Linked DNA regions of Homo sapiens: region 2 is linked to region 1. A link is a loop called in an ENCODE intact Hi-C map of the cell type or tissue named here. Cell type or tissue: heart left ventricle. All regions are shown on one strand. Each heading gives the region's core, and the rest is flanking DNA. Links, peaks and the distances in the headings are about the cores only. Region 1 overlaps KCNQ1 (potassium voltage-gated channel subfamily Q member 1). Region 2 overlaps CARS1 (cysteinyl-tRNA synthetase 1).

Region 1 (5,479 bases), core at 184-5,183:
ATGAATGTGCCTCCATGACTCTCCTGCCAGATACCCTCTAGTGGCTTCTATTTCTAGGAAATAAAATTCAAATTCCATCAGGTTTTTACAAGATCTGCCCTGCTTACCTCTCTGACCACTGTCCTCCCTCACTGAGCTTTGGCTCTGCCAGCCTTCTTCTTCTTTGTTAAATCTGCCAAGTATCCCTCCTGCCCCAAGGCCTTCACCACCTCTGCCTGGCTTGTCTTTTCTGGTGATCTTCCCTTGACAATTCCTTCTTCTTATTTAAATCTCACAGGAAATTTTGCTCTGACCTGCCATATCTGTCATCCCCTTCAGTCACTCACTAGCTGACGACTACCTTTCGAGTCTCTGCAAAGCACAGGCTACGCTTTTCTAGTTCCTTAGACATCTACTTATTTGTTGGCTGCCTATCTCTTCCACCGGAAGAGAGGCCCCAAGAGAGCATATCTGTCTTCCGTATAGGGTCCGCACATGGTGGGTGTGTCACAGATTTCTGTTGAATGGTTTCATTCATTTATTGAACGAAGGAAGAGGCCAGGCCAGGAAAGTGTGCCTCCATTTTCACAACTCAGTGAGAAAGCAAATAGCATGTCAAAATCTGACCCCTTGCAACCAGGGTTTCTTAGCCAGCCACACTGGTAATGCTTGGGACAGGATGTATCTTTGTTGTGAGGGGCTGTCATTTATATTGTAAGATGTTTAGCACCCTGCCTGGTCTCTACCTAGTTGATATTAGTAATTCTCCCATAGTCATGATAGCCAAAAATATCTCCAGACATTGCCATATGTCCCCTGGGGGGCACCGCAGATGACAACCACTTCCTTAGAACAGCTCTTGGGACTGGGATGGTGTCTCTGCTGTGGCTCTTTAAAGGCAGCAGGCCCTGGCTTGCATCCTGCCACATCTAACACCTATAGCCTCACCACCTCGGTGAGAAAGACCCTGGCCCAGGCCTGGCCAATCAGAGTACCCTCTTCCCTGGTCAGCAGTATAATTTGTTTGGCAAGCACTTCCAGTCCCACAACCTATGGGCTGCCACCCAGAGGTTTAGTTGGAACTACGTGTCAGCTGCCGTCCCTCAGCCATCTATGGCATGGGCACCTGTGGCTTGACCAAGTTGGAGGTGGCCTAGAGAGGCCGGGCTGGGCCTGCTCACCTTCTCCAGTTAGTGCAGACTGATGAATGAGTGGTTCTCAGCGGATACCGGATCCAGGTTTGCAGTACACTCCAGGAGGAGGACGAGTAGGGTTTCCCTCAGAGCAGGCCTGGATGGGAGGGCAAGGGGTGGCCTCTAATACTGCCTTTCCTTCCGGTGCCTTTATCAGCCTGTGCCATGCTCCTCTGAACTGGCCGGCCCCAGCATGTCCAGGTTACTGGCAGGAGCCTGTATAACCCAGGGTTCCAGTCACACCAGCCAGGAAGGCCCATGAGGCTGGAGCGCACCCAGTCTCTGGCTGCTCTGTCTGCGGAACTAAAAGCCTTTCTCCCAGAGCCTTTCCTACGGCTGGGCGAAGCTCTTGTTTGCAATTTAAATGTGGCCTCATTTATGGAAGAATCCCTGCTCCTCCGAAAAGCCTTGGGCTCAACCTCCCTAGCAGCCCGGGCCTCAGCCAGGAGAAGAAATGGATCTAAAAGGCCTTTCTCCTGCTAATTGTAGCAATTAGCATTAGAGAATGGGGACTCGATGGGGGGCCAGCGCCTGGCAAAACAAGCTTATTCCCAGCTTAGGCCCAGGCCCAGCTCCACACACTGCTGCTTGGCCAGACTCGGCCCCCACCCAGGGTCTGGTTGGCTTCAGGGCAGGGAGAGAGGGCCCAGGCCTGTGGGTGCTAAGAGCAGTTGTGGAGGGTGTGCATCTGAGTTGTTAAGCCTGGTAGCTGTACAGGTAGCCCTGGGCTATGACTTGTGGTCCTCTCAGAAAAGGGTCTGACTGGAACGCAGAGCCAGACCAGATATTCATGAGTGGATCACAGAGTGTAGACTGAGGGCTATCTGGTGATTGACAGAAAGTAGTCTTGGGGCAAATGACTCTTAAAGAGTAAGGAGCCATTCCCCTCTATGGCTAACTGGATGCCTTTCTCTCCCCCTGCTCCAGAAAGGACTTCCTGTTCCTTCACTGAGCGTGCTTGCTTATGAGGCTTCTGGAAACCAGGAGAGTTCAGTGGGCCTCATTATTGAGCGTATGGGCAGGACAACCTGCTTGGGACATAGGCCATGCTACAGTTGATTTTAGCCAGCTTGCTGCATCTACACAGCACAGTGCCTTCCCAGGCAGTGAATTATGTCTAACAGGCAGGGGAATGATCATTGCCTCATGTTAGGGATGCAGTCATTCAAGAAATATTTGTCAAACACTCAGCAGGTACTAGACCCTGGCCCAGAGGGAGGGATTTGATAGGAGCAGGGACCTGCCTACCCTCCCAGGGTTAGTGGACAAAGGGGAGAAAGACTAACTAATGTTGAAGGACCGTTTGCACCCTGAGGGGAGTGCTGAGGCCTGGGAGCACAGCAGGTGTATAGCAGGAACCCACTGGAACTAGCCTGGGGTCTGAAAAACTCCCTTGGGGAAAGTGGCAGGGGCAGGCCAAGGGCCCTCTGGTGGTAGGGAGCCTGTGAGCACCTGGGATGGAAAGAAGCCAAGCATCTGAACTACCAGAAAGGCAGCTGCAGGATTAAGCAAGACCCACAGGTCTCTAAACTTTGAAAGGATGTCTGTCCACTGAGTAGATAATTGATTGGAATGGGGCAGGGGATGTGAGAATGCCAGTTAGGAGATGCCTGCAGTACAGAGAAATGGTGGCCTATCAGGACAGTGGCAATAGGGATGGAGGGAAGCAGGGAACCTCTAGAACTATGGATGGGTGAAGTAAGCCTGGCTTGGTGATGGGCTTGAGGTGATGGGCAGGTGGTGAGGAAGCGGGTGTATCGGAAATGACCCCAGAACTTCTGACTTGTGCCACTGAAAGGATGGGTGACACTGAAAGGACAGGGGCCTTCAGTAGAGTGGGCTATAAAATGATGGAGGCTGTGGAGAGGAGGTGGGGGCAGGTGACTGGAATGTGGGTCTGGCTGGGTTGGAGAGACATTTGGGGGGTCAGGGCCTCACAGGTGGTCTGGAAGCCCTTGGTGCTGAGGGAACAGCTTAGGGAAATGGTTTGCATAGAGAAAGGCACTGGCATTTAGTGGCCATGCCAGAAGGGAAAACCTGCCAAGGAGACTGAGGATAGAGCCAGAAAGATGGCAAGAAAGCCAGGAGAACTGGAGGGATGGAAAAGAGGACCTAGGGGTCATGGTCCTGGCAGAGGTCACATTGGATCCAGTGCTTGTGATTCTCTGATTGCTGGCAGTGGATGGCCACTGGCCTGCAAATGGCCCTAGTGGAATGTCCCCTGCCTGTGTGGCTCCCTGTGGGCTGCCTCTCCCCTGGACAGATGGGGAGAGACCCCTTCCCCACCTGGTTCTCTGTTTCACCCTTGGAACTGTGGCGGTAAAGAGGACCTCCCCACAGTACGTGCAGGGAACAAGCTAGGTTGACTCCCTCAGGGAGGCCTCGTCCTTGCTGAGGTATTTCATAACCTCAGGATAGAGAAATCCCCCCAACTTTAATGCAAAGCCAAGCAAGCTGAAAAATGGCCTTGAATAGGCTGAGATGAAAAAACAAAGAGGCTGTCAACATCAGAGACTCAGTGGGGGCAGGGAGCTTCAGTGGACTCCCCACAGACAGCAGTTCCTGGGCTTCTATGCCCAGACCCAGAGGCCTGAGCCCAAGATGTCAGGATGGGTGGTCACTGTAAGTGCAGTGGATTGTAGCTCAGGGGTGAGACATCGCCTTTTTCTTGTCAGCTCTCCTTCCTGATTAGTGGCTCAAACAGCCTTCCGAGACTCAAGGGGTTAACTGCAGATCCTCTAACTCCTCCACTTGCTAATTTTTAAACACAGCTGAGCTCTGAGCACCCCTCCCAAGGCTGTGAGAGGCCAGAGGCCAGCACAGACTCTGCACCAGGTCTGCACAGCCTCCACCCCTACTGTTGTCAGGAATCTGCAGGCATCTAGAACAAAGGTGCCTCCATTATTTCCCTCACCCAGCATATCCTGATACCTGAGCCAAGAGTTCACCCAGAGCTTTTGCCCACTTCATTGATGGTCTGGTGGGCTTTTGTTGACACATACCCGTGACTCCCAAATGAACCTTTCAGGTTGGCTTAAAGCCGCTGGGACCTACACATGACAAAACCCAGACGGAAACAGTGGCTTACACTCCTGTGTCCCTAAAGGTACCTGTTCCTAACAGTGGGAGTGCCAGAGCCTGGAAGCTGGAAGCCAAGGAGACAGGGACCTCCCTCCTGCTGACCCCCTGCCAGGCCACATCCACCTAAGGGATTTGGGATCATACTCCATCTTCAACCACTGGGATCAAATGGAAAGCCCTCAGGAATTCTGAGAGACAGCCCCTATACCTATGTGCACTGACACACATACACTGACAAATACGCATTCTGACACATATATGAACATGCACATATGTGTGCCCCACTCCCTGCCAGGAGGTGGGTTCTGTCCCATCTTTGACATGTTACTTCTTGTCCTTCCCTAGGCCCAGTGGCACTTTCTTTGTGATAGGTGCTGAGACCCCCCCGACTGGGCCCAGTGGCTGTTCCCAGGACCCAGTCTCTGCTCTTATCTTAACCCAGCTCTAGCTCCCAGGACCCCAGCCTTTCGCAGGGAGAGAGATAGCTCTTTTGGTCTGGCACATGTTCCATGCCAAGTAGTGGAAACAGCAGCTGCAGGGCAGCCTCAGACTTGACATCATTTAATCCTTGTGACAATCCTACAGGGAGGAAGACACTACACATATGTGCAGATGCAGCAAGGAGCAGCTCAGCCACATGGAATGACTTGCTTGAGGTCACCAGGCACTTGACACAGCAGAGTTTAGCCCAGTCTCTGGAGAGACCAGCCTTCCACATCCTGTCATGCTGGGGAGGGCTGCCCGCTTTTTGTCCCTGCTCCCCCAGTTCTAACCCCGGAAGAGCGATTGTCCCTGCTGTGCCTTCAGCCCAGACAGAAGCAGGCTAGGAGAGGGGAGGAGAGGCAGGGCTGGCCCTCGGAAGGCTCACCTTCCTCAACAGTTCTCTGCTTGGGCAAAGGTCTTCCAAGCAGCCAGGCTCTGAGGCTAGTCACTGTCATCGTTGGGTGAGGCAGCCTGGGAGTACCAGAAGTTGGAGCAGGTGGGAACCTTCCCCAGGGATGGGGCTGGATAGGCAGGGGTGGGTGCTAAGTGGCAGGCCACAACCAGGCACCTGGGAGGGCCAAGCACCACACTGAGAACGCAGTGCTTCCCCTCCCCTCCTAGGCTGCTCAGGAACCCATCAGTCTCCTGTAAACAAATGAGACTAAGTCTCTGGCACTCTAGGCCCAGGTGCAAAGGACAGCTGCCCCTGCAGCTACTCACTCTGCCCTGGCCCTCTCAGGAGG
Region 2 (5,236 bases), core at 1-5,000, 310 kb before region 1:
TCACCGGCACCCAGCCTGCTGGCTCCACTAATAAGCTCTCCCTGCAGCATCAGACTGTCCTCGCCCCTGCCCGGGTGCTGCCTGCTGGTTGGAGTGGGCTCTGGTCTCCTCACCTAGCCCCCAAGGCTGCCCTCCGCCCACCATCCCCATCCTGCCCTGGCGCTCTTGCTCCTTCCCAGGTACCCCAAGACCCACTCAGGATAACCCTCACAGTGCTGTCCTGGTCATTGCCTTACAGATCCTCTCTCCTTGGGCCAGGCTCACCATGCTGGTCCATTTCTTCATGTTAGTGGTGCCTGGATCTTTTAGCATTGGTTCTGTTTGTCTGCCTGCTGCATACCTTTGCATCTAGGGCAGGGCCAGGCACCCAGGGGTGCCGCTGAGGATCCCCAAAGGGAATGGAAGAGGGTCGGTGTGCTGCCCGGCACATGGGCTTGTCTCCCCACAGTGGGGAGGGCCTGGTCAGAGTTCAGCCCTCCATGCCAGGCCCTAGGAGAGGGGCTTGTTTGGCTAGACCTCTCACTCCGAGAGACCCAGCAGCCTGAGGCAGCCCTGTCTCATCTGGCTCTGTATTGACCCTCCAGGTTGAAGAGGAGAAGAGGAAGAAGAAAGAGGAGGCGGCCCGGAGGAAACAGGAACAAGAAGTAATGCATTTTGTTTGGGGGTGAGGGCTCTACTGGGCAGGAGTGCACCCTGACCCCATGCCCTGTGGCTCTCTGTGCCTCCGTGGACCTTAGCCAGGCCCCTGCAGACCCTCACAGAAGGAGCTCCGCTTTCTGCCTCCACCACCCAAGGCCTGCCAGGCCCTTCTCACATGGGGTGCAGGGAAGGCCTGGCCAAGGGGAAGGCTGTGCCATGTGGTCACAAGCTCCAAGACAGCGTTTATAGACTTACTACTATTAGGTTTTCTAGTAAGCTTTCCACTATTCCTGTAGAAATAACATCTGGTTTAATTTTAAATTCCTTGTATGTTCCCTCCACCTTGGCTTTCCCCTTCCCATCTTTCATAGCACTCTGAATCTGAGGGCTTGGAAGCAAGTTGAGGGCTGGAGGTATGAGCAGATGTCGTTCACAGTGCGGAGCCCCAGGTGCTGCTCGGGGGCAGTGACTGTGCCGTGTTGCGTGTTCTAGGCAGCAAAGCTGGCCAAGATGAAGATTCCCCCCAGTGAGATGTTCTTGTCAGAAACCGACAAATACTCCAAGTTTGATGAAAATGTAAGCATGTAAGCATCCTTCTCTTCTATTCAGAACTTGATCAGACCACATTAAAGTGGGAGGACAGGAATTTTCAACCTTGGACAAGCAGATTTTCTGTCTGTAGAAAATTTGGAATCAAATCTGACACCCGCTTTAGGTCCAGGGCCTCCTGGCCCAACTACTGAGCTCCTTCCACAGCCCAGGCAGCTAGGCAAGCCCGTGCCAGGGCCCCCTCCACTGGTGTGGTGAGCTCTGGTCCCTAGCCCTGGGAGTTGTGGCCCCGGGCCAAGATCCACCCAGGCCCTCACAAGCTGGCTGAAGTGCCGTGGCGCAGATAGGCCTCCTACCCCCAGTTTCTTCCTTTGTCATAGCGATTCACAGCCACTGCCTCCAAACCTCTAGGCCCCTCCCTGCTGGCATTTGGATGTGTTTGCTATGTACCTTTGGGCCAGCTGTGTCAGAACTCAGCCATGGGTAGGCTCTGAGGGGCACAGTGCCCCTCACCTTAGGCAGGAAGCACCCCCAGACTCTGGTCGCCCCTCTCCCATTCTTAGCTGCTGGAGCCAGCACTGCCAGATGAGTGTGCTGGCTCCAGAGCAGTGTGGTGACTGAATGTCCAAGCAAGAGGACATGGCTGCATCAGGGAGATAGACACTTTGAGACGGGAGGGCAAAGAAAGGGGAGTTGGGGTTACCCAGGTGCAGAGGAGACCAATAGCCGCTGTGCTCTGGGTTTTCAGGGTCTGCCCACACATGACATGGAGGGCAAAGAGCTCAGCAAAGGGCAAGCCAAGAAGCTGAAGAAGCTCTTCGAGGCTCAGGAGAAGCTCTACAAGGAATATCTGCAGATGGCCCAGAATGGAAGCTTCCAGTGAGGGGGCACAGGACTGACTTTTTAAACCATTGTGGACTAGTGGCTGCTGTCTGCCTCAGTGACAATGTCCCAGCGCTCCTATCATGTTTACAGTCACCCTTGGGTCCTAAATTAAGAGTTGTGTTCATGTAGGTTCGTGTCGTCGTTGGCTCTGAGACATTGATAATAAATTTTTCTCAACAGTGAGACCCTCTCTGTCTTGTTCTGCATGTTCAGCACTTGGCAGGAGGCCTGGTGGCCAGCCAGGGCCGCTTGGTCAGCAGGTCACAACTTAGGTGCTTGGGTCAGTTGAGCTGCTTCAGCTGGCCGAGGAATTTCTCCCCCATGCTGATGGCTATCGGCTAATCTCTGGTGTGTGGGCACATTGGGAGGTATTTGAGTAGGAAAAAGACAGGCTCAGACTGGCAGAGCCTGCTGAGCCCTAGACAAAGGCCGCTCAGTCTGCCCTCGGGTTCTGATGAATAAACACACTGCAGGTTTTCCTAGAGCCGTTCCATACTGGGCAGCAGCACAGCGAGTGGCTCAGCAGGCAGGCCCCTGGCGAGCTGCCCAGAACTGCCGCTGGAGACAGCAAGTCCAGGATCTGCATGGCTAATGAGTGAGTTGTGGGGGTGGTCTCAACACAGCAGGGGCCTTCTTGTCCCCAGTGCCCAGTGTTGTCCTTGCCACCCTGCCTCCACACCTGGTTCACCTGGACTAAGAATCACCACCCAGACGCGAAGGTGCTTACCCATCCTTGGCTGAGGAGGGCGTAAGCAGAAACCACAGCCTGCTTCATGCCTGCGGAAGCTGGTGCCAGGCCATATCCATCGGGACAAAAGACAGTCATTGGTGCTGTGGACATCCAGGGGGGGACACTCCATCCAGTGCATGTGGATGGTGGCAGCAGCCTCAGCATGGGGAGTGTGGCAGTGTTGGGTTGTGGGTGCGCCAATTCTTTGTCCTTGCCCTCCGCATGCGCATGCTGTTTACTGCAGTAGTGTGTGACACAGCAAAAGGCTGGAACCAGCCTGTCTGTGCATCAGCAGGGTGCTTGGCACAGCTTGAGAGCACCCACCCAATTATGCAGGGAGCACTAAGGTTATAAATCAATGAGGACAGTCTCTGGGTATTGATAGGCCTGACTTTGAACCTTGTCAGTATTTTATATATAAAAAAATTTAAACCAGCAAGAAAGAAAAGTCCCCCAAACAAAGTAAAACAAACATGTTCCAGTTATCTGTTGCCACTTAACAAATCACCCCAAAACTTCATGGCTGAAAACAACAATGATCATGTTAATAACTCATGGCTCTGGATTGACTGGGCTCAGTTGATTGGTTTTCAGTTGCAGGCAGATGGGGTCATCTCTAAGTTTGTGCCTGGGTCCCACACTAGGGCTGCTTGGGCACCTTTTACCTCTGTGAGACCTGTGTGTGATCTCTCCAGCTTGGCGGCTTCACGGTGGCTGATTTCTGTTGCAACAGCCTATAGCTCCAAAGGTGCGAGTCCTGAGAGAGAGAGAGACAGGAGCTATATGGCCTTTTAGGATCTAACCTCGGAGGTCATGTCCTGACTTCCACCGTCCTCCCTAGCGGAGGCCGTCACAAGGCCCACCCACGTTCGTGCGGAGGGGGAGGCATAGACACTACCCTGTGGTGGGCATTACTGGGTTCCAGAAGGGATGGGAAATACTACTGCAGCTATTTCAGAAAGTACCATCTGGCACAAAAACATAAATCAAATTGGCAACCTCAAGAAAAGAACTTCAACTTTCTGAGAATTGGCCATTTTTTGCTACACATCTTTAATGGGGTATCTTCTAAGGTCAAAGAAAGTACAGAAAAGTCAATTCAATAGTTTTGTTGTTAGTAATAACATTGGCATTATAATTTTCAAACCCTGTATGCCAACACAAATAAGATCACTGACACCCAGGCTGGAGTGCAGGGAAGCAATCTTAGCTCACTGCAACCTCCGCCTCCCGGGTTCAAGCTATTCTTCTGCCTCAGCCTCCCAAGTAGTTGGGATCACAGACACGCGCCACCATGCCCAGCTAATTTTTGTATTTTTAGTAGAGATGGGGTTTCACCATATTGGCCAGGCTGGTCTTGAACTCCTGACCTCAAGTGATCCGCCCGCCTCAGCCTCCCAAAGTGCTGGGATTACAGGTGTGAGCCACTGCGCCCAGCCTAGCAATCAAGTTTTTAATGTAAGACGATAAAATATCAAAGAAGTCAAGGAAAATCACTTTACTATTAAATACGAATTAGAAAAAACAATATGAAGTAACTTGTGATTTTAAAAAGTAGATTGTTTCCTGACTGTGTAGATGGGAAGGGTGGAGAAGCAAGGCAGCCCTGGTGGCACTGAGCAGCCCCAGCCCCGATCTGGGGCTCTAAACCCCATCCCACCCCCTGGAGAAATGGCCAGTTCCAGGTCTGCAGCAGCAGGAGTAGCTGAGCCCAGGCACTCTTGTGCCCCAAAAGGGGAGCTTTCGAACACCAAGAAGTCAGGTCAGGAGGACACTGGACAAGGTAGTGACACATAGCAGCTGGGTGGTATGTGTCAGGGGCATTCTGCTGGGTTTGGAAAAGCCACCCCTGAAAGGTTGCATGCCATGTGATTCCACGTAGATAACATTCTCAAGTAGGAATAGAGAACAGATGGTGGTAGCTGGGGTTAAAGATGGTGGGGGGGCGGGGGCAGGTGGAGGGGAGTGACTGCACAGGGACAGTAGGAGGTGGGGTTGGTGGGGAGGGCACTTCTGTGTTCTTGTTTCCATGGTGATCACACAAATCTGCATATGTGATAGCACAACGTAGAGTCACACACATTGTACCAATGTCAGTCTCCTGTGTTGATCTTGAACTCTGGCCAGGCAAGGTGTGACCATCAGGAAACAAACTGTGCAGTTTTCTGGAAACCTATAATTACTTTAAGGCTTCAGGAGCTCCTACTGGCTAAGTTTGGGACAATTTGAGCATTGAAAAGAATGATTCCAGCCAGGGCAACATAGCGAGACCCTGTCTCTACTAAAAGTCAAAAAAATTAGCCGGTGTAGTGGCGCACTTGTGATCCCAGCTACTCAGGAGGCTGAGGTTGGAGGATTGCCTGAGCATGGGAGGTGGAGGCTGCAAGTGAGCTGCGATCATACCACTGCACTCCAGTCTGGATGGCAGAGCAA

Evidence for each region. A loop is a pair of places that touch in the nucleus more often than their neighbours do. Peaks named below come from ENCODE experiments on the same cell type or tissue, not always from the same donor. Only the 100,000 strongest peaks of a DNase experiment are listed, where the experiment ranks them.
Region 2: a loop joins it to region 1, with 5 times the contacts of the local background. A loop is called at or near these places in 2 of 110 quality-filtered maps.

Annotation. Positions count from the first base shown.
Region 1 is chr11:2,689,655-2,695,133 of GRCh38, reverse strand. The region is part of intron 11 of KCNQ1 (potassium voltage-gated channel subfamily Q member 1); the gene reads right to left. It overlaps KCNQ1OT1 (KCNQ1 opposite strand/antisense transcript 1), which reads left to right. Exons shown (of 1, transcript NR_002728.4): 1 at 1-5,479. Among named protein-coding and RNA genes, the nearest start is that of KCNQ1OT1, 7.6 kb to the left of the region's middle. RefSeq lists an enhancer at 1,396-2,263. In heart left ventricle, for the core only: CTCF peaks have their summits at 2,387 and 2,586 (motif pointing left); no DNase peak of the experiment used is centred there.
Region 2 is chr11:2,997,949-3,003,184 of GRCh38, reverse strand. It overlaps CARS1 (cysteinyl-tRNA synthetase 1), which reads left to right. Exons shown (of 23, transcript NM_001014437.3): 21 at 585-644; 22 at 1,132-1,215; 23 at 1,937-2,256. The coding sequence ends at 2,071. Among named protein-coding and RNA genes, the nearest start is that of NAP1L4, 8.2 kb to the right of the region's middle. In heart left ventricle, for the core only: no CTCF peak of the experiment used is centred there; DNase peaks (open chromatin) are centred at 1,464 and 2,604; H3K27ac peaks cover 1,428 bases.